2 separate regions of the Homo sapiens genome follow, and region 2 is linked to region 1. A link is a loop called in an ENCODE intact Hi-C map of the cell type or tissue named here. Cell type or tissue: A673. All regions are shown on one strand. Each heading gives the region's core, and the rest is flanking DNA. Links, peaks and the distances in the headings are about the cores only.

What was found. A loop is a pair of places that touch in the nucleus more often than their neighbours do. Peaks named below come from ENCODE experiments on the same cell type or tissue, not always from the same donor. Only the 100,000 strongest peaks of a DNase experiment are listed, where the experiment ranks them.
Region 2: a loop joins it to region 1, with 2.3 times the contacts of the local background. A loop is called at or near these places in 2 of 110 quality-filtered maps.

Annotation. Positions count from the first base shown.
Region 1 is chr3:137,096,400-137,112,418 of GRCh38, reverse strand. No RefSeq gene overlaps it. Among named protein-coding and RNA genes, the nearest start is that of IL20RB-AS1, 120 kb to the right of the region's middle. In A673, for the core only: a CTCF peak has its summit at 6,951 (motif pointing left); a DNase peak (open chromatin) is centred at 6,948; H3K27me3 peaks cover 2,942 bases.
Region 2 is chr3:137,757,030-137,773,048 of GRCh38, reverse strand. SOX14 (SRY-box transcription factor 14) reads right to left here and starts at 8,734. Exons shown (of 1, transcript NM_004189.4): 1 at 6,715-8,734. The coding sequence starts at 8,264. The coding sequence ends at 7,542. It overlaps LINC01210 (long intergenic non-protein coding RNA 1210), which reads right to left and starts at 1,138. Exons shown (of 5, transcript NR_109987.1): 1 at 919-1,138. RefSeq lists enhancers at 4,780-5,326, 5,327-5,874, 6,152-6,848, 7,899-8,704, 8,705-9,510 and 1 more, a cis regulatory region at 8,844-8,850 and promoters at 8,308-8,985, 8,308-9,639. In A673, for the core only: no CTCF peak of the experiment used is centred there; no DNase peak of the experiment used is centred there; H3K4me3 peaks cover 657 bases; H3K27me3 peaks cover 8,000 bases.

The sequences.
Region 1 (16,019 bases), core at 3,907-11,906:
ACTTAGGCTACACTGTTCATCTTAAAAACATTTTTCTTCCTTTAATAATAAATTAACCTTAGCTTACTGTAACTTTTTTGCTTTATAAACTTGTTACTTTTCTAAACCTTTTACTCTTTTGTAAAAACACTTAGCTTAAAACACAAACACATTGTACAGCTGTACAAAAATATTTTCTTTCTCTATATCTTATTCTATAAGCTTTTTTCTATTTTTAAATCTTTTATAACTTTTTTAAACCTGTTTATTAAAAACTAAGACACAAACACACACATTAGCCTAGGCCCATACAGGGTCAGGATCATCAATACCACTGTCTCCCACCGCCACATCTTGCCGAACTGGACGGTCTGCTGGGGCAATGACATGCATGGAGCTGTCATCTCCTATGATAACAATGCCTTCTTCTGGATGCCTCCTGAAGGACCTGCCTGAGGCTGTTTTACAGTTAACTTTTTTTAATAAGTAAAAAGAATACACTCTAAAGTAATGATAAATAGTACAACAAATATATAAACCAGTAACATAGTCGTTTATTATCATTACCAAGTATTGTGTACTATACAGAATTACATGTGCTAGACGTTTATACAACTGGCAGCATAGTCGACTTATTTACAACAGGAACACCACAAACACGTGAGTAATGCATTGTGCTACTACAATAGCTACAACATCATCACAACAGCGACAATGTCACTAGGCAGCAGGAATTTTTCAGCTCTATTATAATCTTATGGGGCCACATGGTATATGCAGTCCATTGTTGACCAAAATGTCGTTGTGGGGCACACGACTGTAGAGAGAAATAAAAGAAAAAAAAAAAAACATTAGAAGCCTAAATAAGCTCCTGTAGTGGAAGGAAGTAAAGCAGGATTGTTTCTGCCCGGCTGTGGAGAGGGAAGGACACCCACCTCCACCCTGAGACAGCAGCGGGCTCCTTTACCTGTGGAGCCAAGTCCTGCATGGAATTGGTTATACGAGTGGAAAGAGCAGCCTATAATGTGGATTAACACAGTAACTCACTCACCCACCTATTGTCTGAAAGTGAAGGGTTATACAGTTGGGAGCAAAACAAAACAGAGGTTCACCCATCAGTGGAAGTCTCTCCCTCTCTTATTTTAGAAGTAGACAGCAATATCAGGGAAAATACAAAAGGGATAGGTTTTGAAGGCCAAGTTGAAGATCAGAAAGAAAATGCAGTAAGGCAGCTATTGCAAGCAAGCTCATTGAGGTAATGTATTTATAGGAGTATAAAAGCTGCTGGAGGATTTTCACTCCAAGCCCCTCCATGCAGAAAGCCTAGTCGGGGAGTTGAGCACATCTGGAGACTCTGAGCCCTGAGAAAAGCCCAGTGACCATCTGGGCCTCAGCAGTCCATCACATCTTCAAAAACCAGATGAACCACCACAGAAGCCTAAGCTGGATTTCTCAGGCTTTATCTATTTATCACCTGCCTAAGGAGCAGTTTTAGGCATTTTTCCCTAACTTCTACCCCATTTGATTTTAAAACAAAAGATATACCATATATCCATTTAGGTAATGTCTGAGTATCTCCACTCTATCCATAAGAGGAGTTAGATTTTGCCTCCCAAGAACCAATTTTCATCCCCCCTGGAGTAAATTCTGACCTTTGAGGATGCATGGCCTAACCCCACTCACTAACTCTCTTTTCCTCCATCTTGCCTCAGATGGTATTTCTTATAAACACAATCAATAGATAAAATTAAATTATATTTTATAGAACAAGTGGAAAAACCGGATTAGCTGGGAATAGATGTATTATGCTGATATCTCTGAGTCCTAACAGCTGCAGTGCTTAATGGAGCTCACACACATCTAGTGGCAGGTAACAGAATTGCAGGAGTTCAAGTGAAAAGGAGAAATCAGCTCTAAGGTGGTTTTAGTGATTTTTTTCTTCATCACGAAAATCTCACACATACACATCTCTCTCCACCTTGAAGAGCACTTCTTTTTTTTATTATTTTTTGTGACTGGGTCTCGCTGTGTCACCCAGGCTGGAGTGCAGTGGCATGATCATGGCTCACTGCCTCGAATTCCCGGGCTCAAACTATCCTCCCACCTCAGCCTCCTGAATAGCTGGGACTACAGGTGTGCACCACCAAGCTCGGCTAATTTTTTATTTTTTGCAGAGATGGAGTCTCCCTATGTTGCCCAGGCTGGTCTCAAAACTCCTGGGTTCCTTCTGCCTTGGCCTCCCAAAGTGCTGTGATTATGGGCATGAGCCACCACACCCAGCCAAGATCACTTTTAGAATCTGTATTCCACATAGCCCTAGCAGCCAAGAAGAGTTTGTCACAATTTCTAGCCCACAGTTAGAATGGTGGAATAAAAATGTTTTATTTCTATAGAATTTTCTAAATTCAAACCATAATGTAAAATTAAATGAGATTTTTGGGGGAGCCATGTTGTGTCAAAATCCTGAAACAATATCTTAAAGGTGGAGACAGCGTACCCATTTGAAAATCACTCTTCCAGAAAAATTGAGTTAACAAGTTTATGAACCAAACCTCTCAAAGTTAGCTTGAAAACAACAGGTTAAAGCGTACTAACCAGCCCAAAGCAGCCAGTTGCTTGAGTCAGGTGAATCTTTTCAAATTGGCTTACATTATAATAATAGTTGTAATCAGGGTAATAGTAATTCCAGTAACCTATAAAGTAAGTACTGTCATTGTCTCCACTTCACAGGTGCATAAAATGAGCCTTGTGGTGGTCATACCTTGTCCAAGCCGACAGGGCTGATAAAAGTGGTAGAGCTCCAGTTAAAATCCAGCTCTGCCTAACCACAAAGCCCACGTTTTAACAGCAGCACAATCCCTCTGCTTGTGTAAACAAAGCTTTGGTTGAAGATAGGAGTGTTACATGACAAGTAGAAATATTTCTGCCCAAATAGAAGTGGTGTCACTCAACTTGGTGGGATTTTGAAAAATTTGGGCAACAGCTCCATCCTTCTAAAGCCAAGCAGGTTGGAAAAGTCACTGTGAAGATTTGTTTTCAAATTTGAGACCCACTCCAAGAGGGTATGCTTGGAGTTCAGCAGACAATGAAAAATCATCCCTAGCTCTACCCACTAACAATTGGTGCATAGAATTCCTGCTCTCTATCAACCTCCCAGCTCCAGCCAGCTAAAAGGGCTCTCTGCTTTGCATGCGACTGCACAGAAGCAATTTATTTTCTCATTGGAAATGGTGATGCCGAGAGAGCAGAGCCGTGTCACACATGGGGGAGCCACCACTATAGGGAACAGAAGCTTCTTCCAGCTTGGCTTAGCTGCCATCTTTTAGGCTGCTGTGATAGCAGCGAGAATGGTGCATACCCAATCCCTGTCTCAAGCAGGATTGAGAGTGTCTCAAATCCCTGCCTTCTTAGAGAGAATAATGGCAGGGGTTCGTGGGGGAGAAAGGGAGGGGAACGTTTCCCTTGAAACCTTGACTATTGGGCTCCTTAAAGATGGATTAGCATTTCAGAGATTTATTCAGTTCCTTGGGTAGAGAAGCTGACTCACAGATACTATAAGTTTGGGCGTGATAGCTTAGAGCTAAATCTGTGTCCTTAAGCAGAATCTCAAACCAATAATTTTGAGAAGGCATAATGGAATGCTGTGATAACCCCAAAACTCCATAAATAATGAAGTCACACCTCTCTTATCCGCTAGTCAAGCATCAAACACCCTCAGCCATCCAGAGCATCTGAAAACACACAAGTGTCCCTAGCAGCCACCCTGTACAGGCAGAAATTAAAAAGCCAGGGAGAATCTAAGAGTGAAGATTACAGAAGGAGGGACATGATTGGTGGGTTTGCAATGGAAGGAACTCCTTCATAGGTAAGCAATGGCTCTAAAAATCAAATGCCGTTAAGAGCAAAAAGAAGGAATAGAAAAGAAAAGGAGAAGAATACTTAAAACCCAAATCCTAGAGAAACATATTAATAGCAACACAGTCCAATATGTAAGTCACGAATGAAAGCCACATTCTATATTTTTCTAGTAACCACACTATAAATTTTTTAAACAGATAACCATTAATTTTAAGAGTTTATTTTGTTTAACCCAATATATCCAAGTATCAGCATTTCAACATATAGTCAATATGATAACATCATTGAGATTTTTTAGTATTCTTGTCTTATGCTAAGTCTTCAAAATCCAATGTATTTTATGCTTACAGCACAGCTCAGTTTGGGCTGGCCACACTTCCAGTGGCTAGTGTATAGGTAGAAAATTCTCAGCCATATGCTTAAGGGAGTCACAAAGAGTGATACAAGAACATCCATTACAGCATTGCTTGTTAGCAGTGAAAAACTGTAAACAATCTAAATGTCCATCAAAAGGTGAATAGATAATTTAATTTTACTAAATTAAATAACAAAATACAAAGCAGCAACTGAAATGAATAAATTGGATCTAAATACATCACTGATCTATCCCTCAAAATCATAATGTCGAATGACCAAAGCAATCTGCAGAATTATATTAATACAGTGTACCATTTAGGTAAAGTTTTTAAAATACCTCAAAAAAGCTATACATTGCTTATTGAAACAAACATATGTAATGTAGTAAATATATATCAGACAGAAAAAATATGCACTAACTTTGAGAAAGTGATTAGTTCTGGGAAAGGAGAAAGGAAGGAGGGAGGAAGGGAGAGAAAAGGATTTGGAGAAATCCACAGTCTTCAATTGGATATCTAATGTTTTGTATATTTAAAAAATACTCTGACACAAGCATATAAAATGTTAATATTGTTACAAAAATGTTACGTTAATACTGGCACTGAAATAATCATTAAATTGTTCTCAATTCTTTTCTGTATGTTTGATATACTTCATGAAAGAGAGGGAGGGAAGAAAAAGGAGAAGACACAATGGTGGCGGAGAGACAGAGAGAGAGACAGAGAGAGATGAAATAGTTTTAACAACCTAGCACAGGATTCTAGACACGTTCTACCTGCCTCCTACAGACAGTGGTACCCATTTGACATTCACTAATGACACCGGTATTTGTTGCACCCCTTCCAAATGCAAACACTGCAGGGCATTCAGAGATGTGTAACACACACATCCCTATAACTGTGAACCTAGTGAAAAAGAAAATGTTCTCTTGTGTTTCTTACATCAAGGCAGAAGAACATTTCCTTTCATTTAAAAGTATCCATTTTAAAAGGCTTATGCGAAACTTTTAGCATGTAAGGGGTTAATCTTCAGTCCTTTGGAACCCAAGCTAAGTAGATCCCCTATTTGGCAATAACGGATAACTGATGAGTTACATTTTTACACAGTCCACACAGCCAAGCCCTGGCTCTATCATCACATCCTACTGCAACTCTTCTGTAACTTTGAACTTGGCATAAACTCCTGATTCACAATATCCCACCCTCGCATTCTCTTTCTCTCTCTCTCTCTCTTTCTCTACTTGATTCTGCCTTCTCTCCTCCCTTCTGAGTACGTTGGACTCTCAGCCCAGCTAGGATTCTGTGCATTTGGTATCCTCCACAAACCGGAAGAGTTTATTGTCCTTCATCTCTTTCTGGTCATTTATTACAGATGCACAAAACACCGATCCCACGAGGTCCCCACTTTTAGCACTTCTCTATTCACAAGATACCCATTTATTCCTAACCTTGTTCATTGTCTCTGTGCCCAGCTCTTCTCTAGGATAAAAACTGCTTCCTCAATTCCATGGTAACAGCTTTCAGTGTTAAACACTATCAGAGATTTGTTGTTCAGTGTAGTTTTTTTTTAAGCTTAAGCAATTACCTGTATCACGGCCACACAACTTTTTAAAAAATACTCTCACCAAAAAGAAATAAAAAAGAAAAGAAAAATATATAATATATACAGTATGTATGATTAGTGAGGCAGACAAGCTCCTATTCTGAGAGATGATTTTATACTTTCTGGTGAATCTATTTTGAGTTTTTTAAGTGTCCAGGGAAGACTGGCCACCCCAAGGTTTTAGGGGCCCTTTGCACTTTCCTATGGATGATTATTTATAAGCTGAATTCTTCAGCTGTCACTGGGAGATTTTGCACCACATAGAAAGAGCTCTGTTTCCTTAAAAGAACAATTCTTACTTTATGCTCCTGGGTTTAAACAAAATTCAAGATAAATTTCTGTTATTTAATAATAATTCCAAATAGTCTATTATGGATCACAGAATTCTTTGAAATTCATTTATTTTAAAGAAGCTTAGCGTTTTAGCTGTTTGTAAATATAAAATATAGGAAAGGAAGGGGCAAAAAGATTTAATTTTCTACCATTCAAATGAGTATTTCTAAACAATGTGAAGAAGTCTCAAAATCATGTGACTCTATTAAAGCTCTTTCAAGTCATGGGTATTGGGTATACAAAAGGATATATTAGCATTGCAGAAAGAAAAGCAGAGGAGCTCCAAACTGGCTTCATTCATTTGGAAAACAAAAAACAAGTATTTCTGTTTAAGTTGACTCGGACATTTTAAGTACAATGAAATCGAATTTCATCTTTCCCCTAGAAGCAACCAAGGATGAGACTGCCAGAAGAAATGTCCTGCCTATTTTAGCCCTTTCTGACCTGCACTCCGAGGAGTGAAAACTGAAGGGATTATCTTCACTTCACTTAGAGCCTGGAGAAAGAGGAAGGGGACTATTCACCCACAAACGCTTTCAGGGTCTGGAGGCAAAACACAAACTGTACTTCAGAATACATTTTCTTAAGTCCCTTTCTAAAGCAGACTAGTTGAAAAGTGGGTAGATTTTGTTTTGCTCTGTAATTTTAATACTTTGCTACCAAGACGATAAACAAATCTGTAACCCTCTGCTGGTGAGTTCATCCTGTCTTCTTTTTCTTCCTTGCCCCCTTCAGATCTCTGCCTTTCCTTTTATGTCCTATTTTCAGTGTTCTGTTGAAGTTATTCTGCCGAAAACAGCAACATACTTTTGTCTTTGGCGCCCTCTTATGGTCACTTTATTATTATAGCACAGCATCTGGCCGCATTTTAGTGAAGAATAAATCCCCTAATGAGGAACTTAGCTATTCCAAGTCTGAAAAGCCGTGAACAAATTCACGTTAATCTGTTTCTACAGAATACCAATAAACCATTCATTCAACCAATCAAAAACCAAACCTCAAACCCAAACAGGCCCAACTTAGGTGATGTTCCTTCTCCCACTACTGCGGCAAGGACTTGAGAATTCCTTGCTGCCAGCCGTTATCCAGTTCCCATGGACTCATCCTATCTGCATCCTTCCATATTTCTCCTTCAGTCCTTACTCAGAAGTTATCTTTCAGAACCACACCTGCTGCAAGGGCCCAAAACCCTTTTATCCACAGTGGTGATTCTCGTCATGGTGAAACATTGAAGTCCTATGTAATATGCAGTGTGCTAGTCCCACTGAGTTTACTATAGTACTAGCTCTACCCTCCGAAGAGTCTTCTCCTCTTTCTGAACTTCCCCCCAGTTGCTGCCTTGTCAGGCCTTTCAAGTAGCAGCTGAAATACCATCACTTCTGGAAGCCTTCCCTGACCTCCCAGGGTATGCTTGGCTGTACCTTATCTTGTGGTCCTCCATAATTCATACACACTTCCATAATGGCAATTAACCAAGTGCACACTTGCCAAACTGAGTTCAACAGAACTCACTTCACATTCCATGAGATGCTCCATAGAAAAGGCATTCTGTGAACAAATACTTTGGGACAATGGAACATATTATATCCCCTTCTTGGAGAGTATTGCTTTTTTTGTCCTGTTGGCATGCCTGAGTCACCTCTGAGGAGCCATGTCTGATCTACTTCTGCATCCTGAAGGCAGAGTTGGCAGAACTGATGGGAGCCTTCACTTACCTGCGGGTACCTGTCCTCTCTGGGAGGCCACCACTCTGCAGGATACTCCTACCCTCACAGAGTGCTCAGAAAACCCTGCTGACCAGAATCATGCATCAGCTTCAAGGTCATCTCATGTCTAGGTGGCCAGTACCTGACTTTTGCCAACTGCCTGTCTTCACAATGTTCTGCTCTCACACTTTTGCTTGCCTTCAGAAACTTGCTCAACCCCGGACGTTTGCCACAGGGTTTCCTGATTTTTTTTCCTGGGTGGATATGCCTATAGGCCTTGACCCGCAGGAACTGTGTGACTCTGGAGACACTCTGTGCCTGGTCACTGTCGCACCATCCCTGTTCTACCTTCCCCTACCAGCCATAGCTCTCAGCCTCTGACAGAACTTGTTCTCTCTTCCAGGAGAACAAAATGGCACCTTAGTTCTGTCTCCCAGAATCTTCCTGCTTTTTTCTCAACCTCCAACACATACTCAGACCACCTTGTCTCTCTCCTGGGTGACTAGAGCCTCCATCCTTTCTCCCACCCACGCAAAGCATTCTTTGTAAAAAGCAAATCTGATCGTGTCACTCCCCTTTCCAAAACCTTGCAATGGCTTCTGGTTGCTATTTGGATGAAGACCAAACCTCTCCGCTGTTGAGCCCCTGCCAAACTCTCCAGCTTTGTCTCACCACCTGTCTCCCCACATGGTACAGCCACACAGAAATTCTTTAAGTTCTTAAAACGGCACTTTTCCCCTATACCTAGGAGACACTATTCTCTCTATCTGGAGCTCTCCTCCCTTCTGGCCACTTCACGTGGCTCATGGCTCATTCCACCCCTTCATGTGTGTGTGCGTGTGCGTGTGTGTGTGTGTGAGAGAGAGAGAGGAGGTCTCACTGTGTTGCCCTGGCTGGTCTGGAACTCCTGGACTCAAGCGATCCTCCCACCTCCCAAAGTGCTGAGTACCTCTCCCATTCTCTACTCTCAGCCTAAACCTCACCTCCCCCAGAGGCCTGGCTCACATGACTCCCCAGGTTAGGATCCCACCCTCCAGGGGCTCCCATTGCCCGTTGCATTCCTTCTGTTACAAAACTCATCTTACTTTAGTGTAATTAACTGCTTCACACATTCTAATTTGTTCATGTCCGTCTCCTCCCCTCAAAATGGACACCAGGAGAGTGGAGGCCAGGTCCAAGTGGCTCAGTCCTCTCTGCCCCCCACCCAGCACAGGGCCTGGCACAGCGCACTGCCCAGTAAACATTTGTTGAATGAATTTTAGATTGTGCAATGTGCTTGTAACGACAGAAGTGCACATTTTCCCCAACGATAATTTTATGGCCTATCTCAGTTTGAGGCCTCCTTCCATATCACACAAAGAAGGCCTTTTCTCTATATTTCTTTAACTGATTGTTTTCTTAAATGATTGTTTAGAACTAAACTTGGATCCAACCTAAAATAAAAGTCAACTGAATTATACATAAGCTGGGGTAGGGGGAGGGCGGTGGTATCTTCCATATTATCAAACGTACATACAACTGAGGTCAAAATTGTGGCTAAAATTTTTTTTTTTCATGTCTAACACTTCAGAGTTTCCTAAGCTCTTTTGCATGTATTATTTCATAATGTAACATTACATGTACTCTTGTATAATCTTGCATATACAATTGCAAATTACTATATTTAAATGGGTTTCCTTTTGGTTCCCAAGATACTCCTCATTTATATCAATACTATTATTCAGATCATCAGAAAGGTTCTGGAGCTTTCATCACTGGGCGCCAGAATATGGTAGACCAATAACTTCAAAGTTCTGAGGAAAAATCATTTTCAATCCCAATTATTTATACTTGACCAAACTGATAATCAAGTGTAAGGATACAATAAAAACATTTTCAGACATTTAAGGACTCAAACAATTGACTTCCTGTGTATTGGTTTTAGAAAATCACTGGAAGTTTTGCTTCAGCAAAAGGAGGGAATAAAACAAAAAAAGAGAATAACGTAAGAACCAGGAAACAGGCGAACCAAATGTGGTAAAGGGAAGGTTGGGGATGACGGAGAGGGATTAGAGAAGAGGTAGAGAGAACACAGCAGGAGGACAGCGGGCAGGGCACTAAGTCTGGATTATGTTCTGCCTACAGACACACCACTCACATCAGCAGGGACTGAAGCCCAGCCCGTGCATGGCTCACCAAGCTAGGTGTTCTCATGGAGGGCTGAGTGCCCAAGCCCTCCGTTATACCCCATATGAGCCAAGGTTCCATATTAGCTTGTGGCATCCCTGAAAGAAGGCTTGTGGGAGATGAGGGAAGGAGGGGTGGAACTGACAGAATGTTTGGAATTGCTTTGGAGAGTTTGGAAAAATTATGAATAAGCTCGTTGGACCATTTGGAAAAAAACAGTCAGCTCTTCTGCTTGAGCTTCCATAACACCACAGACTGCAAGCAGAAACAACAGAAATTTATTTTCTGACAATTCTAGATGCTAGTAGTCCAAGATGAAGGAATTGGTGGGTTTGGTTTTTTCAGAGGCCTCGCTCCTCGGCTTGCAGATGGTTGCTTTCTCACTATGTCCTCATATGGTCTTTCTCTGTGCACACACATCCCTGGTGCCTTTTCCTCTTCTTATAAGGACACTAGTCACATTGGATTAGGGCCCACCCCAACAGCCTCATTTTAACTTTATCACCTCTTTAAAGTTCTTGTCTTCAAATATAGTCACATTCTGGGGTACTAGGGATTAGAGATTCAACATCTGAAATTTGTGGCGACACAATTTAGCCCGTAATAGTCATATAGTAAACCAAACAAATGAGAAAAAAATAAAGCAATTATCAACTCAAGGAAAAATGGAAGTTGTAACAGAAATGATCATGGTAGATTATCTGGCTGGCAGTAAGACAATGATATTTACATCACCATTTTCATGTAAACACTGACTATGGTTTAACCAAAGCTTCACTAATGGGAAAATGGGGGCTGAGGATAATGTAGGAGAGAAGAGAGAGTGGGGAGAGAGAGAGCACAATCCTCGACTACCACGAAGAAAATTTAATAGATAATGTTCACAACAGGTAAGTCAAGAAAGTACAGAATAAGATTTGAGACATGGAGGTAAACACTGAAAGAAACAGCTACAGGCTGCTCTGCCTGTGGAGAAGACATTCTTTTATTCCTTTACCTTCCTAATAAACTTGTTTTCACTTTTATAAAAGAAAAAGAAAGAAAATAAACAGCTACAGTGGTTGAAAGTAGTTGTATTTAGTGGGATAGAATCATGGGTGGGGAATGCTGGGGAAAGGAACTACTACATTTTATTATAAGCTTTTTGTACTATCTAATGTTTTAACTATGTGTAGATATTACTATAGTTAAAAATTAATTTTTAAAAGCTTAATTTTTTTTTTTGAGACAAAGTCTCACTCTGTCGCCCAGGCTAAAGTGTAGTAGCATGATCTCAGGTCACTGCAACCTCCCCCTGCAGGGCTCAAGTGATTCTCCTGCCTCAGCCTCCCAAGTAGCTGGGATTACAGGTGACTGCCACCACGCCTGGCTAATTTTTGTATTTTTAGTAGAGACAGGGTTTCACCATGTTGGCCAGGCTGGTCTGGAACTCCTGGCCTCATGTGATCTGCCCGCCTCGGCCTCCCAAAGTGCTGGGATTACAGGCATGAGCCATTGCACCCACCCAAAAGTTTAACTTTTTTTCTTCCAACTTTTATTTTAGGTTCGGTGGGTACACATGTACATTTTTTACATGGGTAAGTTGCATGTCACTAGGGGTAGGTGTGTACCCAGGTAGTGAGTGTAGTATTCAATAGGTGGTTTCTCATCACCCAAGCAGTGAGTATAGTACATGATAGGTGGTTTCCTGATCCTCACCCTCTCCCACCCCCACCCTCTCAAGTAAGCTGCAGTTCTTTGTGTTGATGTGTACTCAGTGTTTAGCTCCCACTTATAATTGAGAACAGGCAGTATTTGGTTTTCTGTTCCTGTGTTAATTCACTTAGGACAATAGCCTCCTCCTACATCCATGTTGCTGCAAAGGACACAATTTTGTTATTTTTCATGGCTGCATAGTATTCCATGGTGTATATATATACCACATTTTCTTTATCCAATCCACCTAGGGCATCTAGGTTAATTCTGTGTCTTTGCTATTGTGAAAAGTGCTGCAATGAACAAACATGTGTATGTGTCTTTGTGGTAGAACAACTTATATTCCTTCGGGTATATACCCAGTAATGGGATTGTTGGATCAAATGATAGTTCTGTTTTTGGTTCTTTGAGAAATCTCCAAACTGCTTTCCACAGTGGCCAAACTAATTTACATTCCCACCAACAGTGTATAAGTCTTCCCTTTTCTCCACAGCCTCACTAGCATCTGCTATTTTTTGACTTTTTAATAATAGTCCTTCTGACTGGTGTGAGATGGTGTCTCATTGTGGTTTTGATTTAATTTCCCTAATGATTAATGATGTTAAGCATTTTTTCATATGCTTTTTGGCCAAATTTAACTTTTAAATACTTCTAATTTTAACACATTTGGGTGGCACCAACACAGACTCATGCTACAATGTTTACTTATTTGTGTGCAAAATTCTGAATAATCTCCTCCCACTTCTATTTTATTAAAACATATCCTAAGTTGCAAAAACAGCTGTTTAAAATCTTTTATCCATTTGCAACTTCTTCATGTGGACTGGAACTTTCTCAATATTTGCAGCCAAAACAAAATTCAGACATGAACTGGATTTTGAGGTTATAAAGCCACAGCGGTCAACCGGAAATTGATTTCAAATGTCTGTGTTCATAAAAACAGACTTACTGTTCTTACTGACTTATAATAAACAAATGTTTTATATTTTACCTAATAAAATAGATTCTAATAAAATGCTGCTGCATCTCTTCCACTATTTCTTTTCCAGATAATGGGAGGGAAGACATTTAGGAAAGCTGATTATCTGGAAGCCCCTTTCTCTTAGTCCACTTGGAATTCCCAGCAGGGACTGAAACTTCCAAGACTTTCATCACTGCAACAGGAATGCTGGCAAGTGGGAAGAGGGGAGGAAACAGTCCCTGGAGTCCACTACCTAAGTCAAAGACTTCCTTTAACTGTCCATCTCCCTTACTAGTCTTAGTAAATCACACAGCTTTGAAATTTCCAGCTTTGGTCCCCATTTTTACATAAATGATACAACAAATACATTTTTCCGTTCCTTTATAAGGCTCACATGCAAATATAAAGACAAGATACTGACCTAGTGTCAACTGGATAAAAATCCTTGTTCTTTGTAGAACTATGCTTAAACAGTTCTTAAAACCTTAGTAGCAAAACCAGGTAATAATTTTAAGCTGATGTGAAGGAAAACATCTTTGAAGAGCTCCTAATCAAAGTTTCTGTCCAGCAGCAAGTTAATTTTTGAAGTTTCTCAGAGTTCAGGATGGTCACCAAGCTGTTTGCTTAAGTGTGTTTCTATAGTTACTTGCTTACTGAGGAAACAGAAAAGAGGATTATAGGTATCTGTGATCCCTCTCTTCCCTATAAGGATGTGATGTGAAGGGACTTAGGCATTAAGTATCCAGAGGGAGTTTAACATTAGACCCCAATTTTTTAGAAACAAACAAATGCCGCACTAATGTGACGTTTGGGTCACATTAAAAGGCTAGGCTTGCAGGGCTAGAGAAGATTTTTAATATCTTCCCAGATGATCAGTATTCACATCTGGATATTGCCACCTGGTGATTAGTAGTTTCTTCATCATCATCATTATCAACCTCATCATCAATATTCCTTCTCAATATGGTACACAAAAAGTAATAAATTACCTCAGGCATAGACAAACCTCTTTTCTCACATTTTTTATAAACTTATAAACTAAAACTTTATAAATTTACAAATAAAAATGTAAAGATATGTTAAGGCCAGTGGTGGCAAATGAAAATGCCCACTGAGACCGCACAATGTGAGGAAGACATGTATGAAGAATATATGCTATCTAGGGCTGCCACTCTACTTCTTCCAGCTGGTTGTTGCCATGTTAGAATGAGATTTTAACATTCCAAATATTCTAATATTTCAAGAGAAGCTGAAATTTTTAATTTTTATGTGAAATATGATTTTCACATTTGACAAACAATTCAAACTTTTTAAAAATGTGTAGGCTTTTCAAAATAGGGCTATGCTCTTGACCCATCCCAAGGGCTGCTAGTTTCAACTCCTGACTTAGGCAATGACAATAGACTCCCTTTCCATTTGCTAAGTCATAAACTATATCATACAGGGTAAGTGTTAACCAATAATTCCAATTTAAATGGACAGTACTGTTACAAACCTAAACTTTAACTAGTCCCTACTTTCAACAGTGATTTTTTTTTCCTCCCACATACAGGCTGCCTCACGTGATGACCGTGTTTTTTCTGGGTGCTCTGGCTGGTTATTCACCTGTTGGCTCTCAGGCCTGTGTGCACCATCTGCGTTCTACTCTGTATCACAGCGCACTGGACACCTGGAAACTACAATCCCACACTCCCTTCCCAGCTAAATTCCAGTCAGGTTCAGCCAATGGGAGGCGCTGGGGGAAACTAAAGAGCAGGAAGAAGGCAGAAGCCATTGTTCATTCTATCTCTTTCTCTCTCTCCCTACCCCTCCTCTAGTTTCAGCAGCCCTCCATCAATGGCTCTGAGTAGCTAAGCCTGAAATCCACTCCAGAGCAGGAGCCTCAGCAGCCTCCTGCTTCTCAATCACTCAGTTTCTCCTTTTACTTCTTAGCCCTGGGATGCTAGTGGTTTCCTGCAGTTACAACTCTTTCCATAACCTTGCCTTCCCCTGACTGTTTTCCCAGCCCTTCCTTCACCCTTGCTACCGACTCTTGAAATGCACAGAGGTGTTTTCTCTTCCTGTTTCAAACCTCACTATTGGAATACTCCCACATTTCTGCCTATATTCAGTTGTATAAATAACATCTGCTCATAAAAGCTGGTTGCATCTGCAAAGCATATCTTGAACCCCTGCCATTCTTACTTAAACTCCAGGGACCTTCTTTTTCAAATTCAAGTTAGCTGCTACTTCCTCAAAATTTTTTTAAGGTAGTGTTTCCCAATTTGCCTTACGATACAAGTTGTTTGGGGGCACTTGTTTAAAAACACGGTTTCCCAATCCCTCCCTAAACCTGATGTATCAAATCACTTGGGGAGTAGCTTGGAAATATGTATTTTTTTTTTTTTTTAGCTATGGAGGTTGGGTGGGGGGGGTCTCACTATGTTGCCCAAGCTAATCTTGAACTCCTGGCCTCAATCAATCCACCCCCTTCAGCCCCCGAAACTAGCTGAGATTATAGTGCAAGCCACTACATCAGGCTGAAAATATGTAGCTTTGACAAACACCCCAGGTGATTCTAACCCTCAAGCAAGCTTGAGAATCACTTGTGAGGAATACGTTTTCTGAGGCCAAGTTTATTCCTATGCCCATTAATCGTTGAGACCCGCTGCCCCGTACAATCATCTTGGCTACAATGGACAATCCAATCAGTTATCTCCCCCTATACAGATAAAAAGCAATGATCACTGGCAGCTTAGTTTTTAAAGGCAAAATTAATCTGCCAAAATGGCATAAGTAGCAATAAAATTATCTATAATTTTAAAACTGGGACTATGTAATTGAAATGAATAGGTTTAGGAAATGGAAAGGCTTGGATTTAAATACCAATGACATCACTTAGTAACTATATGACATGCAGCAAGCTGTTTAACCTCTTAGAGCTTCAGTCTTCTATAAAACGAGAATAATATCATCTACTTCAAAGCTGTTCTGAGGATTAAGTAAGAATATGTGTAAGTCACCTAGCTTGGTCCCTGGCCTGTAAAAGACATCCAGTAAATACATGTTCCCTTCCTAACCGATAAGAAGAATGCTGGATTTATGGTATATTTGTATTGTATCAACCTGGTTGAACTGGAACTACAGTTCCCAAAATGCCTCTTCCTGCATAATTCTGAGTTAGCATGGAACACCAAAGACAGTTTGCTGGAGAGAGATTCCATCAAGCTGTCTTTGGAAGGAAAGCAGCACTATGTTGTCTATACATAATGAACAAGTAAATATAAATAAACAGATTGTGGTTTGAAAGGATGTGATCTGATAGAAATCAAATGGGGAAAGGGAAGCACTAAATAGCTAGCTGGCTTCCTTAGACAGGATGA
Region 2 (16,019 bases), core at 4,250-12,249, 660 kb before region 1:
TTTTCCCCCCATCTGTAGCATATTAAAACCATGCCTTTTTTTTCTTTTAAGCAGACTCTTTTTTCCGTATTTGCTTATCAGTTCATCCACCATTACATTTTAAATGAAATTGCAAGACCCTTGTCCCTCCCCCAAATTTCAGCCTGATGTAGGAAAGTGGAAAGCAGACTTTTCTTGCCTTAGAATAGTGACCTAGATTCAATTACAGATAGACCCAGAAGAGAGAAGTGACACCTCACAATTTTCTTAGAGGTCCTGAAAAAATTAGAAATCTCAAAACAATACTTAATGGAAAAGAATCTGTTTATTTCTCCCCATTTTCCATCTTATTTCTTCTCTGCCTTAATTGCATTGCTTTGGTCCATTTAATTGTTCCTGGTATAACATCACAATAGGTTTCCCACGGGATATTTCTGAATCATAAAAACGGGCATTTCAAGGAAATTTCTGAGTTTGGCTTTTGAGGGTGAGTGTGTACACACAGAGTATGTGTAATTCTGCAAACTGAACCCAGATAAGATGGAAAAAAATCTCCTAAAAGGCACATTTTCCCTTGCATCCTTCAAAAAAGCAAACAAATTACATTAATAAAATACACTTATTATAATCGCATTGCAGACAAAGCATTGAAGGCGGAAAGCGGGTGTATATATTTTACGGTTTTCCCAATTACTGTAGAAAAATGTGGTCAAAAGAAATAGAAAGAGGGAAGAACCCTGTGATTCCGCTTATTGACTTTTATCACTAAATTAAGCATATAAATGACCTGAGCTGGTGGCTTGGTATATTAAATTAAAAAAAGAAGAACAATGATTCTCTCTTCTTTTTCCCTCCCTCTCTGATCTCAGCCTGAAAGGAGTCTTCGAGAGATAAGAAAGATGGGATTCGGTCCCCGCTACTCGGGTGGATCCTGCTTACCGCGAGCGGGGAGGCGGTTGCCTTCCGTGCAGGATTTCCGTTGAGGGCTCACAATAAGCGGTCTCAAGCGGGGGCACATTCCCCGCCACTTCCGCGGTCCCTCAAACAAACAAAGAAGCCAAAGTCGGCTGTCCCAAGACCAATGTAAGCGCTTAGGAAGCTTTGAGGCGCTTGAGGGCGAGGCAGGCTGCCGTGGGCAGGTGTGAACACCTCAGCCCTCGCGGCGGGTTTGGAGCCGCCCAGCGTAGGAAGAGGGCAGAAGTGGGCTCGCGTCTATGCGGGTATTCGAAATGAAAAAGAGCTGCAAACGGCACAAAAGTCCGGGGGCTAGGCGCAGGAAAACAGAGCAAGGGAGCTGCCTTAGTTCTCAAACACTGCATATGGATGGGTGTTCCGCGGAAGATTATTCTAGACCCTGTGAAAGAAGTCTCCACTGGGCGCCGGCCACGGCATTGGGGTGCGCGCCTGCTCTGCGAGAAGGGTCCCCCAGGCCGCGCGGGGGAACGCAGGAGACGCCTGTCCCCGGGGGAACCAGCGGAGGATTGTTTCATTTCAAAGTGAAAATCTGCAGGCTTTGGGAAACGATATTCAAAAAAGTATATAATCTCCATATGCCGCTCAATGGAGGATCCTCATAATTTACAGCGGCAGATAAGGCTAGAGGGTGTAATAAAAAATCTGAAGCCCTCCCCTCCCCCCTCGCCGCCTCCCCGGAATTGCACCTTGGGCAGCGGAGCAGAATCCGGAATGTGAACTTCTCCCGACATATGTTTCCCGCAGATAAGTAAACAATCTGGACGTGAAATGGAAATGGTAATTAATGCAGTAATGCTGTTACACCTCGAGTGTGCAAATCCCATTGACTCGCCGCGCCACGGGGGGTGCCGGGCGTACGGGGACCGGTGGCGTGCGCCCAGGCTGCCCACTCCCTCCCTCCTCTCTCCCTCCTCCCTAGGTCCCCGGGCGGGGCGTCCAGAAATCCCGCAGGGATGTGGACGGGCTGCGGGAAGCAAGGAGCTGCTTAAGCGGCGTTCGGGACTCCCGGCTCTCGGCCCTTGGAGGACTGGGCGGGTGCTCTGCGTTTGCCTCGACAGCCGCACCTCTCACCCACCTCCCTCGGTTATCACCGCCGCGCTAGCGCTAGCAGGGCCTCCTCGGGGCTCGAGTGCAGCCCGGCCCTGAAGCACCTAGGAGAGCCTGAGCTCGGGCGACAGAGGCCTGGAGGCAGAGGGAACCCTCAAACTTAGTGCGGCGGGTGGCCCTGAGTGCGGCGGTCAGGTCTTTCTCTCCTCTCTGTTCCGGGGCCAAGTGCTGCCGGGTTGTCTGGCGAGAGTTTTTCTGAAGTTTCTTTCCATCCTCGCACCGAAAGCGCTGATCGTGTATGAATTGCTTTTCTTACGGACCTAAGTGGAAAAGTTTGGAAAAGGCCACTGCCCTCCAGAGTAGAGCAACTTCTCCACTTTGTAGCAAAGAGGAACCTTGAGGCCTCCTTTCAGCCTCTGTCCGGCCTGGGCACCCGTTCCCTTCCTCAACCCAGACCCAGTGCTTGGGCTTTTGGGGGATCGGGGAGGATGCCTAGCGCAGGGATTCGAGCGAAAAGGATGCAGAATCAGGGGTGGCAGCCAAGGGACGTCCCCGACCCGCAGCCCTTCCCGCTTCCGAAGAGAACACCTTGCTCACCCGACCCCAGAGGCTGGGCAGGAGCCTGCGATGACGGCTCTGCGGGACCCAGGGCCAGGGGCTGGGCTAGAAAGTGAGTAACGAGGCCCCATCTTTTCTGACTTCAGGCTCCTTCCTAGTGTGAGAACCGGCAACGCCCAAGCCCCGGAACCTGGGCGCACACAGAGCCGGGATTCCGTGGGGCCGACCGCGAATCTCTGGTTTTAAGTAGACGCCCCAGGATTTCTAGCGCCCCCATCCGCCATCAATTTCATTATTTTCTTAATTACTCTGCCGTGGCCCAGCTCCTGCGCTTCTGGTTCCAGGCCGATGCCCATCCCTGCAGCGTCAGGAAAGAAACCAGCCCAAGTAGCTCTCCCACTGCTAGGTCCACTAGAGCCTAGGAGGCAGGGCAGGGCAGGGCAGGACAGAGGCCAGGAGAGCACGCACCTCGGTGGAGGCGGGAAGCTCTCCTGCCTCCAAATCTAACGGACCCCTTCTGTCCCTGTGCCTCTTCCTCTCACACTCACACACAATCCACTCAGCAAATAGATGAGAATTCTTTACACAAATCTTGTGAATTAGGTGATATTCAAATTCAAATGGTTTGAAATTCGCTGTCCACTTGAACAATGGTAACAAGGCCTGAGCTGGGGAGGAGATGAAGGAAACAAGAGTGCTGGCACCACAGCTCGCCAAGTTTTCCGGGCCCTGGCAGTCTCGGATCTCTCAAGAGAAGCTGACCGGCGGGACACACTTCCCTAAATGGTGAGCTGTATTGAAAGTACCTTGGCCCTACTCAGACGGAAACATCATCCCGCTTTGGTTCACCGGAGATTCCTACAGGTTAGCTCGCTCCAGTTCCAAAATGCAAACGTTCAGGGGGTCTCAGATGTCAGTCACTCACACCTCAGCGTAATTTACTCAAAGTAGCTGGTCTTTTCCGTCTTTAAAGTCATCGGGCCTAAGGAAATTAATATTTAAATAGAAAAACTCGGAAACTGGAAGGGAATCAAAGATTTTTGGAGTCAGATCCAAAACCGAGAAGTGCATGAAAGGCTGACGGAGTTCTCGGAATGAGGGAGGCCAGAGGCGGAAAGGGGTCAAGAATTCCACATCTCTCTGAAGATGTAGCCAGTGTACCCCTGAGCCAGATGGCAGCCAAGGTTTAAGAAAGCAAACCTAGGTAAAACCCAAACAACTCTGCTCCTGCCGCGCCGGCGCAGATGGCTGCCACCCCAGCAGCATGCTGTTCAGGTCTCTGCTGTCCTAGGGAACACCCAGCAGAGGAGCGACGGCGCTGAACGCGGCATGTATTTGGGTCACTTTTGGCGGGGAGAAGGGTCCCGGGGAAGCAATGGGAGCCTCAGGCGAGAGGTCCGGGCCCTCCCTGCCAACCCCGCTCGAAGGAGGCCCAGGTTGCTAAGCGAGAGAAGTCTGGGGCTCCCTGGCTACCGGACGCGTGCCTAACGCAGAGGGATCTGCAGAACCTCCTCCTGCAGGGCCACGGGCGCCCCTTGCAGCGCCGGAGTTCAGGTTCTCCGGATGCCAGGAGTCTGTCCAGGGCAACTCTTGGCTGCTCTTTGCTGCGCGACGCGCGCTCGGGAGAAGCGGCTCTTCTCCACTCCGGGCGGGCGGGGCGCTCCTCTCCCTACAGGTTTGCTTTAATGATTTTCTTGAAAGAAAGAGACAGTTGTGAGCAAACAGGTTTGACAGGGACTGCTGCCCCCCCACACCCCCCAGGGGATTTCTTTTTGTCTGCGCCTGACTTCAAAGTCAGTAATCGGCCCCTGTCAGCGGCGTGACGAGCAGGATTTTGGCTGTTTGTTAGGGCGAGTCGCGGCCGCGCACCTCGGCGGACGCTCCGCAGCCCTCGGGGCGACGGAGGCAAAGCTGAGGCAGGCTCTTGCGGGGATGGGGGTGGGGGCAGAGGTTGGGACCAGGTCTAAGGAGGGCAGATGGCTGGGGAAGGCCAGTCTGAGAAGGAAGGAAACGAAGTGTGATGGCCAAAAACCGCCCGAGCCAAGTCTTTGACTTTAGGTCTCAGGACCCGAACTGGGCCCCCGGCTCTTTGCAGGCTGGAAAGAGGTCTCAGCCACCTCTGAGTGAGGCCGCAGCCCCCTGAGCGCCTCTCTTCTACAGCGCACCCTAGTTTCCTAATTCCCCATCTGAGCCTAAGACCAAGCGCAACCCGGAACCCTGGTTTCGGTTTTCCAGCTTCAGCCACCGTCCGAGGCCTTTGCCCCTCGCACTTTGCCCTCGCACTCGCCACGTGCCCCTTTCCAGCCTAACCCTTCAGGTTTGCTTCAGGTGGGGTCGTGGGCGCCAGGTTCTTTCTCCAGCTGGGGGGCTCTGTGTGCCCAGGGCGCTCCTGCGCTGGGATCTGCGAGGAGATACCCAGAGCCCTGTAAGCTTCATCTTAGGAGATATTAAGGGACACTGAGCTATGGGAGCTATCAGAGCGGCTGACAGGACTGTCAGTTGGGGTTATATCAGACAGGAAAACCGTGGCGTCTCCGTCCCAGGCCTCCTGGGCTTCCTAGGGGGCGGGAGGAGGGGCCTTCCCTAAGCGCCCAGGCCCCCAGACCGGACGGCCACCAGAGGCAAGTCACTTCCTAATTGTCTCGATTTGTAAAAGGGTTTTGTAATGCTAAGTAAGCGTGGCGCAGCCAGCCCGGACTCCCCCTACACCTCCCTCAGCCCGCCTTTGTTTACCTTCGCCTGATCGCTCATTTATTTATCTATCTATTATTTATAGGCGTCCTCTCCTATTCAGCGCCCGTGTATGTTAATTGTGTTATACCATTTAATTCTAACATCGGTCTCAAAAGAGCTCTTAATGAGAAAAGCATATACAACATGGATCACTTTGCTATTCAGCTTAGCCAGATGGACAACTGCTAACTTTTTTTTTTTTTTAATAATGAAAATCCCCCTTTGACAAAGGGGCTCGGATGAATAGGCTCCAAATAACACCTCAAACACTTCTAATTGTTTTGAGGACAATATGCTAATCCGCGGGTTTCGGCTTTGGTGTCTGTTGACAACGTTTCCCGTGCACTTCGAGCCACCGACTCCTTTGGAAACAGCGGAGGCAAGCGTACAAATCTCTCAACAGCAGCAGAAAGCCCACAAACCTCTAGGCTGCCCCACCTCCCACCCCACAGCATATCAAAGCCAGTGGGAAAAGCACGCAAATTAAGGAAAACCACGCGTGAGCGCGGCTTTTGGGGTGAGACTCCAAGACCAAGGGTGGAAAGCACCCTTCGATTTTGAGAACAAATTCCAAAGAGTTTTGCTGGATAACATCGGAGGGTCCTTTCTCAGGAAAGACAATAATCTTCAAGAAAACATTCACCCGGAGGGGAAAGAAAAGGACTCTTTTCCTTGTTTAACGTCATGGGCTGTGCTTTTATTTGATTTTTTACGATTTTTAAAAACTCCTTGCCTGAGCCATGACAATGTCGCCTTCCTTTTCCCTTTGCTCCTGCAGGGTCTCAGCAAAAAGTGTTCGACATTCTGGGGCAGGGACCTATGGCACATTTTTCTGCATTTCTTAGAGTTTTATTTTTTAACTTAGGAACCAGTATCAAGCACCAAATCCCCAGAAGAGTGGGCAGCAGCCTTTCCAAACACCTAAAAAGGCAGAATACCTGATTCCCCCAGTCTTCTCCCATGCTTTGAACTTAAACATCCAATGCAGGACGGGGTGTTCAGCGCGCAACTGGTTCCCAGGAGACTCGGTGCTTCTCCCTGCTCCTTCAGCGTTTGGTTTTTTAAAAAGTAAACTCACCCAGATCTCAGCGGTCTGGGTCGGCCTTTGACTTAGTTCATTCATTCCTTGAAGTGGCCTGACCCTTTTGGGAAGAATGGGAGGAGAGAGTGAAGTCCCAGGGAACGATACCTTTGTCTAGCCTCTAAAGGCAAAAAGCAATCTCCAGGGCGCATTCCGGACGGATCCGAAGCTCTAGGCCCTTCTACACCCAACCCGCAGACCACCAAGCTGGGCCAACGGGGGGCAGCCACCAGCCATCACTGCTTAAAGTCGCTCTATGCACTTTCAGCCTCCCCGCACCCGACTTTCCAGTCCCTCCAACCTGGCTCCTGACTTCAGATTTTAGGCACATCAAAGGTTACTTTTTTACAATGACAGATTGTCTTTATTCAAAACGTCTTTGTTCAACAAATGAACAGAGCAACGAGGTAAAATCCTTCTAGGTACATTTCCAAGACATCGTCAAAACATTTATGACCATTTAGGTTGTTTTTGTTCTTTTAATTTTTTGTTCACCTTCTACTTCCTGACTTCATAACCCGACATTCTGTCTAAAAGTAAACTTAGATCTCTAGAAGCACTGCTTTACACAAAGTAAATAACCATGTAGGTCCTTTTTGTTTTCCCTTTAAAGAAGCAAACACTATCATAGCATGGTTTTAAATAGAAATGTTTCCCTTTCTGTAATTTAAAACTTTGAAGCCTTTCCCCCCCATACATGAAGAGCAAATGGCTCCTAGTTGTGTCTGATGGCAAAACACAGAGACACAGCTAACTCTTTTCTTCAGGGGACAAAAGGAAAAAATATATGCATATTGTAGATATAATATCAGAATCTGGGAGTTCAGAGTCCAAAGCCTATCCGAGGAGAGTGAAGGGGATATAAATAAAGCAAAACTGCCTACTTTTTTGTCCAAAGGGGGTACAGTCGGAGATTTGTTTTGGGAGAGTCGGGATAGGGGCAGCTGTGTAGCTGACATAACGTTTGCAAGTTTCCGGTACCTGTCTGCGCCTTGGGTCCGGGAGGACGCCCCACCCTTCCCCCTGGAAGAGAGAGGAAAAGTCTGGGTGGTGTAAGGGACAGCGGCAGGGCTGACCCCGGAGGCGTCTGCAGGCCGGGGCTAGGCTCAGAGGACAGGGTGCAGACCCGGCTTTCAGACCACGCCTCAGGTCCGGGCCGGGCTGGGGGTTACATGGCCGTAGCGTGGGCTGACGAATAAGGGTCTATGCCAGTCTTGGTCATGCCTGGGAAGAGGATGTAGGCGACGGGGGGCTGCAGGGTGGAGGCAGACCAGGCGGTACAGTTACAGGGCACCACGTAGCCAGGGTTGGTGGGGGACGGGTGCGTGTGCGTGTGCTGGCTGGGGCAGCTGAGGCTGCCGAAGGCGCCGTTCTGGTAGCCCAGGGTGGACGCGTAGGGCAGAGCGCCGGTAGCCAAGGTGTGGGGCACTTCGCCCATCTTCTGGATGGCGCTCGAGCTAAACTGCGCGGGGTCCAGCAGGGAGTAGGGCGCCGAGGCCGGCGGCAAGAAGGCCCGGGCTTTCTCGGGCGCGCTCAGGAGGCCGTCGGAGGCCCCCACGGGCAGGCCAGCCGCCTTGAGCGGGTCCGTGTCGCCCAGGTAGGGCAAGGGGAAGACATACCTGTCCTTCTTGAGCAGGTTCTTGGGCTTGCGCCGAGGTCGGTACTTGTAGTCAGGGTGCTCCTTCATGTGCTGGGCGCGTAGCCGCTTGGCTTCATCGATGTATGGCCGCTTCTCTGCCTCGGACAGAAGCTTCCATTCGGCACCTAGGCGTTTGCTGATCTCCGAGTTGTGCATCTTGGGGTTTTCCTGGGCCATCTTGCGCCGCTGGCCCCGGGACCATACCATGAAGGCGTTCATGGGCCGCTTGATGTGGTCTGAAGGTTTGGACATGGTCCCGGCGGCTAGGTGGGTGGGGGTAGGGAGTGCAAGGGTTCTGCAGACGAGCCTGGGCGCGGCTGGCCGTCTGTCTGTCCGTCCTGAGCCGGGGTTCTGCGCTCCCCTCGCCTTGGCGCCGCTGAGGGGAAGCCAGAGAGAAGCGCTGACCCCACAAAGTTCAGCTGATCATGCCAGTCCCAGCGCCCAGGCAGCCCCGGGGGAGCGAGTGGGGGCAGAAAGGGCGGGGGAGGAGAGGGCGATCGGCCGGGGGGCTTCAGGCACCAGGGGCTGGGACCCAAGTATCGGAGTCTCCGGGATTAAGTGGCCAGGTAATTTTTTAGCCAGGGCAAGAAGCTCCTCCTTCTCCCCCTCTCCACCTTTGCCTTCTCTAGTTCCCTTCTCTCCTCTTGCGTTTCCAGTCGTGGCTCCCCCTTCCCGTGGCTTTCCCGGAGCTGCCGCGCCTAGCGCTGCACCTGGCTGAGAATGCGGGGAGGCTGGTGAACGAGAGCCAAAAGCGGCGAAGTTCAAAGGCGAGGTGGGCCGGGACTGCACGCACTCTGACATAAGCGCGGGGCGGCGACTCCCCAACCTGGGCGCCAATCAGCAGCAGAGAAGCCGAGGGGGCGCACCTGCCAACACGCCGGTGCAAGAAACAGAGAGCGCGACTGGTGGGGGCGGGGAGAGGTGTGAGGGACAGAGGCAGAGAGAGGGCTAGAGCAGAGAGGCTAGCTCTAGACTGGGGACTTCGGTTCCACATTGTCTCGGGCACTGTCAACAAATAAAACTCTTCCGCGTCTCCTGTTTCCTTTCCCGGTTGTGAAAGAGAATTAGGGCTTGAAATACAAAGGCCGGGGAAGGGACAGCAAAGGGAGCGAGGCGAGAGCTTGTGTTGATAAATAGGACAGCTTTGCCGCGAAATGCAAGGACAGCACTTTGCCCTCTTGTCAAATATCCTTGGAAGAGAAAAATAACATATAGCAGGCTCAGGGTAAAAGCGAAATAAACTTTTCGCGCCCCACCCTCGGCGGTGCTTTGGCAGTGTTCTCCCGGGAAGCCCCTGCAACTAGGCATCCACCCCTGCCCCAGGATGCGGCGCCCGGGCGTAGCGCTGGGACCCTGGGTGGCTGAGCAATGTTGTCTGACCTGCTCCTGGAAGGCCTCGCGTCAGGCAATGCAGAGATTTCGAACCCTAGTTGGTGAGCCCTTAAAAGCACTACGACCTGTTCTTCACTTTTGGGGCAGGGATGGGGCTGAGATTTCTATTGCAGTTCCCATTTATGTTATTATTATTTAGTGTCTTTAAACCTCCAACTTTTACTCCACAAATGTTCATACCGTAAGAAGAGCCTAGAGGCTGGGTATGGGGCTCTTCCCGGTGCCCCTTCTGCAGCGGCCCTACAGCGGAGTCTCACGGTGTATCGCAACCAGGGTCGGTTTGTCCCTGGGCGCCTCTTCCCACCCAGGGAGGCTGCGAGACTCGTTTCTTGCGTCAAATGAGCATTCTTCGGGTAAAGAGGACGAAATAACCCGCAGAGCCAACCTGCGCGCCTGTTTCCTTTGAATAATTGCCTGCCCGATGTGAAATGCCCTTGGGGGAAATATTTATTAAATGGAAACCATTGTCCCAGGCCCGGCGGGACCTGCGTGTGTTCCAGGCTTATTGGCTTTTGCACCATTCTCTCTTGGGAGGACCGGCCAGAAACGCGCAAGGCTCCGTTGGCTCCGAGGGGCTAGGAGTGGGGGAGGGTGACAGGGAATGAGGAGGCCGGAAGGGAGGATCTTTCTCTAGCATGTAGTGTATCAAGTTTGAGGAGAAGACTTTGCTTCCCCTTCCTAAAATTAGAAAGACGCGTGGAACTTCTCACCCTTGGCGCACTTTTCAGAGAGGTGGGCAATATCCCCATTTTACAGATTAGGAAACTAAGGTTGAGAAAAACTAGGTGATTTGTCAAAAGTGACTCTGGGAGTGATGCTTGATGTATAGGATTTGAAAATCCCTATTTTCACCCCCATTCCACTAGACGTCACGCCTAGGGATTTCATGGCTCTGCAGCCCAATGTGGAACACCTGATGAGACTATTGGGGCAATCGACACCTGCCATGCAGATAAACCACGCTGGAAAGACTGATCCTGCGCTTGATTTGCTTAGCCATGGGCTCCACCTCCGAGGGCTGGCAAACAGGTGCACAGCCTTTACATTCCTTCCCAACCCCAGCTCTGGCCTTTCTCCAGAGCCTCCATCCAGCCCTGTAACCCTGCTTTCTCTGCAGGAAGTTTCATTTAGCTTAGGGTCTCAGGAAGCAAACGCACTTTTCAGCCCAGTCTGGAAAGGGTTTCCGAGCGTCGCTGGCAACCCCTACTCAGGTCTGACCAGCGGTGCGCTATATTCAGAGCCAGCCAGGGATAGGAGATTCAGGAATCACCCAATTCTAATTCTACTGGGCGATCCCGACGGCTTTGGGAAGGAATGAGAGAAATACTGATATCTGCAGCGAGATCCAGCGTTCGGAGGGGACCCGCCAATCTCTCACTCTAGAACCCCCCAGGGGACACCAAACGCACACCCAAAGTTCTGGGTTAATGCAAACCAAGCTCTTGGAAATTACTCAGCAAGGGGATCTGGCACAAGGTCCTACGTCCTTTCTCTCCTCTCAGTTTCCAGGACAATCCTTTCCAGTTGCCCGGAGGCAGTTCGGGCAGGCGAGCGCCTTCCTGCAATTCCTCATATTTCCTTCTCCTCAAACGCCCGAGCTCCTCTCCAAGCTTCTTGTGTTCAGCCTTGGGTCGCAGCCAATGCGCAGTCCAATTCGCAATGAGGAGCGGAGTGATACGAAGGGCGTTCGATGGTGGGCAGGGCGCCAGCTGACCCCCCGACGTTTCGGAGACCCCGATTGCCTGGTCCAGCTGCACTGACCTAGGAAGGGGCCAGCATCAGCGCTGCGCGTCTTGGCCTTGAGACAGGAACTCCGCGCGGGGAGGGAACGCAGGGATGAGGGCTGCACCTTCCAGGCCGTGCATCAGCTTGTCTCCTAGGCGAACTGCAAAGCCACGCACACCCCTTACGCAGTACCGGTGACCACCGGTTTATTCAACACTCTTTAGAGCTGTGGCGGGAGCAGGAGTTCCCGTGATCCTGGGGTCTGGCCTGGTGCTGTCTCCAGCAGGTGCCTCTACTGCGCTGCGCTGTCCCTTCACGCTGTGCCTCCCTGACGGGTCTAAACCACCGGGTAGCACGTCCTGGAGACGTGACCCCTGAGGAGAGTCAGCAACTTCGGTCACAACCAGAACAAGCATTAGGACAGAGGTTGCCTAAATACTCCTCCTGCTTTGTCCACGGCCTGAAGTTTGGCCCCAGGCTACCAGTTCATTCTCCTCCAGGGCTGGAGATAACGCTTGGATGAGGTCTTTCCGCTTGCACATTTGCCTGGAGAAGCTGTGCACACGTTCAGTACACAGCGCAGCTACTCAAGGTCCGCTGCGTGCCAGCCTTAGCAAGGCGTCCGAACCCCCGAGCAACAGGGATTTTGTCAGGGAACCGCCGCTGTTTCCCGGAAGTGAAGGAAGAGGCCTCTAAGGGCACCGACCTAATCTGCTTCTCTCCGGGCCTTTCGTCTCCCTCCAGGGCGCAGAGCGTCCAGGATGCGCCTTCCTCTTTTCTGGCTCTGGGCCTCTCCTTTCACGCAGCTCCTGCGCGTACCTCAGGTATCAGTACAAGCCTCTCACTGTCTATGGGGAGACTTTTCTGTTTCCTGGGCTGGGCTAGGACCCCTTCTATGCTCTCACTCTCACACTTCCATTTCAATCCCTGTTCCCCAGCCTCTTTTGGGTCCCTGTCGCAGTCGGTGCAGCCCACTAGACTTCGAGCTTCTCTGGGGCTGTGGCTGCGTGTTATTCATCTTGGGTTCAATTTCCGCATAATTCCAAACTCAGAGAAGACTCTCAGTAAAGTTTCCTTCTGCCCAGGCCGAGGTGGATCTTCCCGATAGGTCTTTCCCCGCCTTGCAGCTGCAGGCACGGGGCCCGAGACACAGCCTGGTAGAGCCAGACGCGGCAGTCTGGGGCCCCAGAGGCCTGCACCCACCTGCCTTGCCACAAGGCTCCGCCCCACCCTCCGGCCCCCTCCTCTCTGGTGGGCAGAGGTCACTACTCCAAGGCCTCTGGGGCTGGGGAATGGCTGAGTGCTGGGAGTAAGGCGCACAGAACGTGGCTTAGAGAACGCGGTTGGGGATGGACGGAAAGGAGGCAGCTGGCTATGCCTCTCGAGCTCCAATGGCTTTCCAAAGAGGCCAGAAGAGTCACCTGCGTCCAGAGGGCCTGGGATGCTTGGGGCTTGCTGGCACCAGTCCTGCCCGCTCACTGTGGCCACTGGAAGATTTTGGTGAGCGAAGTCGCAGGTGCCTGTTGCGGGAAGCCTGAGAGCAGCGTGGGCTTCAGCTCGCAGCTGAGAGTGAGCGCCAGCGCACCCAGGTGTTTAGAGACAAGACAGTTAATCCGGCCCACCCCCCCAAGTGTCCATAACCCAGAAGCAAGCACTGAGGTGACAAAATGATCCCAGGAAATAAGAATCTTTGTTTAAATCATAAACTTTTAATTTTTTTATTATACTCTAAGTTCTAGGGTACCTGTGCACAACGTGCAGGTTTGTTACATATGTACACATGTGCCATGTTGGTGTGCTGCACCCATTAACTCGTCATTTACATTAGGTATATCGCCTAATGCTATCCCTCCCCCCTCCCCCCACCCCACGACAGGCCCTGGTGTGTGATGTTCCCCTTCCTGTGTCGAAGTGTTCTCATTGTTCAGTTCCCACCTATGAGAACATGCGGCGTTTGGTTTTTTGTCCTTGCGATACATGAACTTTTAATTTTTATTACCCAAAATATCTTTAATGTTTGGCACCTCTGATTCCCTCTACTCCGTTCCCCGCTGCCCACTGTTTTCTATTTTAAAATTCAGAGACTGTATATATCCCGCCTCTAGAGAGTGCCCAGAGGATCCAGAGCTCTGGTCTTATTAAGACATTTCTTGGTAATTTCTCCGGGGTTTTCCCTCCAGAACCCAACCCAGCCCAGCCCATGCCGGCATCTTGAAATTTTGTAAAATCCCACTTGTCTCTTGCAGACAAGATGGCACAGGAGGGCACCGCTTACACCAAGAAACAAAGAGAAGCCGAGCAAAACCAGGGGTACATGTTTGGCATCCTGGAGCTGTTAGAGCAGTGCTGGGCTGGGCTGAAGGATACTTCTGTCTTAACATCCCAAGCACGCCCAGGTAAGGAGACTTTTTTGCTTCAAACTGCCTTAACTTGAGTAGTTTGAGTCTGTTTGTAGCAGAGCTCATGTGACTCACCAACTCAGTACAAATTTTTTTTTTTTTTTTTTTTGAGACGGAGTCTCGCTCTGTCGCCCAGGCTGGAGTGCAGTGGCGGGATCTCGGCTCACTGCAAGCTCCGCCTCCCGGGTTCACGCCATTCTCCTGCCTCAGCCTCCCAAGTAGCTGGGACTACAGGCGCCCGCCACTACGCCCGGCTAATTTTTTGTATTTTTAGTAGAGACGGGGTTTCACCGTTTTAGCCGGGATGGTCTCGATCTCCTGACCTCGTGATCCGCCCGCCTCGGCCTCCCAAAGTGCTGGGATTACAGGCGTGAGCCACCGCGCCCGGCCTCAGTACAAATTTAATAGAAGTTTGCACAACATCTACGCTAATCTCCCAGAAAATGGAAGGGGTGGGAGCAGGAATAAGGCTTTGAAATCTCCTTACTCATTCATTATCTCAACAGCTATTTATTGAACACCTACTATGTGCCAGGCATTGTGCTAGGTGCTGGGACACAGCAGTAAACAGGACCTACCACAGTCCTTCTCTAGTAGTGATTGTTACAGCCCAATGGGAGGACAGAGAATAAACAAGAAACAAATTCCTGGGGTGATTCCTGGCTCAACCACCAAGTAGTTGTGTCACTTAAAGCAAGGTGCTTAGCCTGTCTGTGTCCTCACTTCCTGAACTGTAAAACAGATATAAAGAATTATTATCAGAACAAAATGATTTAATATGAGAAACATCCTTAGAATAGTGCTGGACATATAGAAACTGCTCAATAATTGGTCAGATAATATTATTTTGTCTTTTAATATGAGCAGTTAACTTCCGATAGTGGTATGTGCTAAGAAGTAAATCAGGATGATGAAAATGGAGTGGACAAAGAAAGGTGGTCTGATTTGCATTGGCAGTCAGGGACCTGGGGAGAGCCAGCCTTCTGAAGGAAGAGGGCACAGGGTAGAGGTCATTCCAGGCAGCAGGAGCAGGAAACTCCACTACCTGGAGAAGAACTGCTGAAGCCACAAAGGAATTGAAGAGCCAGTGTGGCTGAACCCTGGCCATGACCCTGGAGAGTATAAGGAAAAGGTGGATGAGATTGGTGGGGCCCAGATTATCCAGGGTCTTGTAAATTCCATAAGGGGTTTGGGTTTTATTCTAAATGTACTGAGAAATCATTACAATAAGACTCACCAGAATTATTTCACAATAATCTTAACAATCACATACAAAGAAATATTGATTATTGGACATTCTACTTATGGAGGAATGTCACCTGTAGCCATAGGACAGAAACTTTTAAATTGACAGGTTTTTGTTTGTTTGTTTGATTGTTTTTTACTGGCCTTGGGATCAGCTGCCTGACCATCCTTTAAAGAGCAAGGGAAACCCTGCTAAATGCTTTGAACTCCTCTTACAGTCTCCTGTACCCTTAGGAAGCCAAGGAATAAAACAAGGAGGGATATATCCATCTATACCCAATAGGTATTAGCAGCCCACTGCCCATCTGACTTACTTTTCCCACTTCCTGCCAAGTGGAGTTCTACTTCCCTCCTGAACCTCTGAGTCGACCCTTTTCAGAGAAACTGCGTCCACATTTAGGCATCTTGAATATCTCAGCCTGAGAAATATAGGATTTGTATATGAGGTTTCTTATTGCTAATGAGGTTTCTTAAGATTAAAAAAAAATTCCCAGTGGTTATAAGATCAGGAAAGACACATTTTGTTTCTATGAATAAAAGCCAAAAGAGTGTCAATATTGTGTGCCTCTGCCTCAAGTTTTATTGTATTCCGGTGTTTCTCATGCATTAGGGCTCCCCTAACCCCATTCTTCTAATGTAAGAATTCTTGGTCAGCTTTTATCATAAACAATACTGTTTAAGGTTCTGTGTTTGCCTAATGCAATTGGCCAAGTTATTGAAGCATACATTATCTTGCCAGTTTTATCACAAATTATTCACTGCAGAGGATAAGACCAAACGCTGGCAACAAGACCCAGTCAAGGATCAGAACACTTCCTTTTTTATTTTTTGTGGTACCTGCCTCTGCTCTCAGCCTAAATAGCAAGAAATATTAGGGCAGTTGGCAGTTCCAAAAAGTGCTACATTAACAGTGCCTATTTTCACATATCTGTTTATTTTCTCTCTTTCTTTCTTTCTTTCTTTCTTTCTTTCTTTCTTTCTTTCTTTCTTTCTTTTTTCTTTCTTTCTTTCCTTCTTTCTTTTTCTTTCTTTCTTTCTTTCTTTCTTTCTTTCTTTCTTTCTTTCTTTCTTTCTTTCTTTCTTTCCTTCCTTCCTTCCTTCCTTCCTTTCCTTCCTTCCTTCCTTCCTTCCTTCCTTCCTTCCTTCCTTCCTTCTTTCTTTCTTTCTTTCTTTCTTTCTTTCTTTCTTTCTTTCTTTCTTTCCTTCTTTCACTTTAACTTCTAGGGTACATGTGCACAACGTGCAG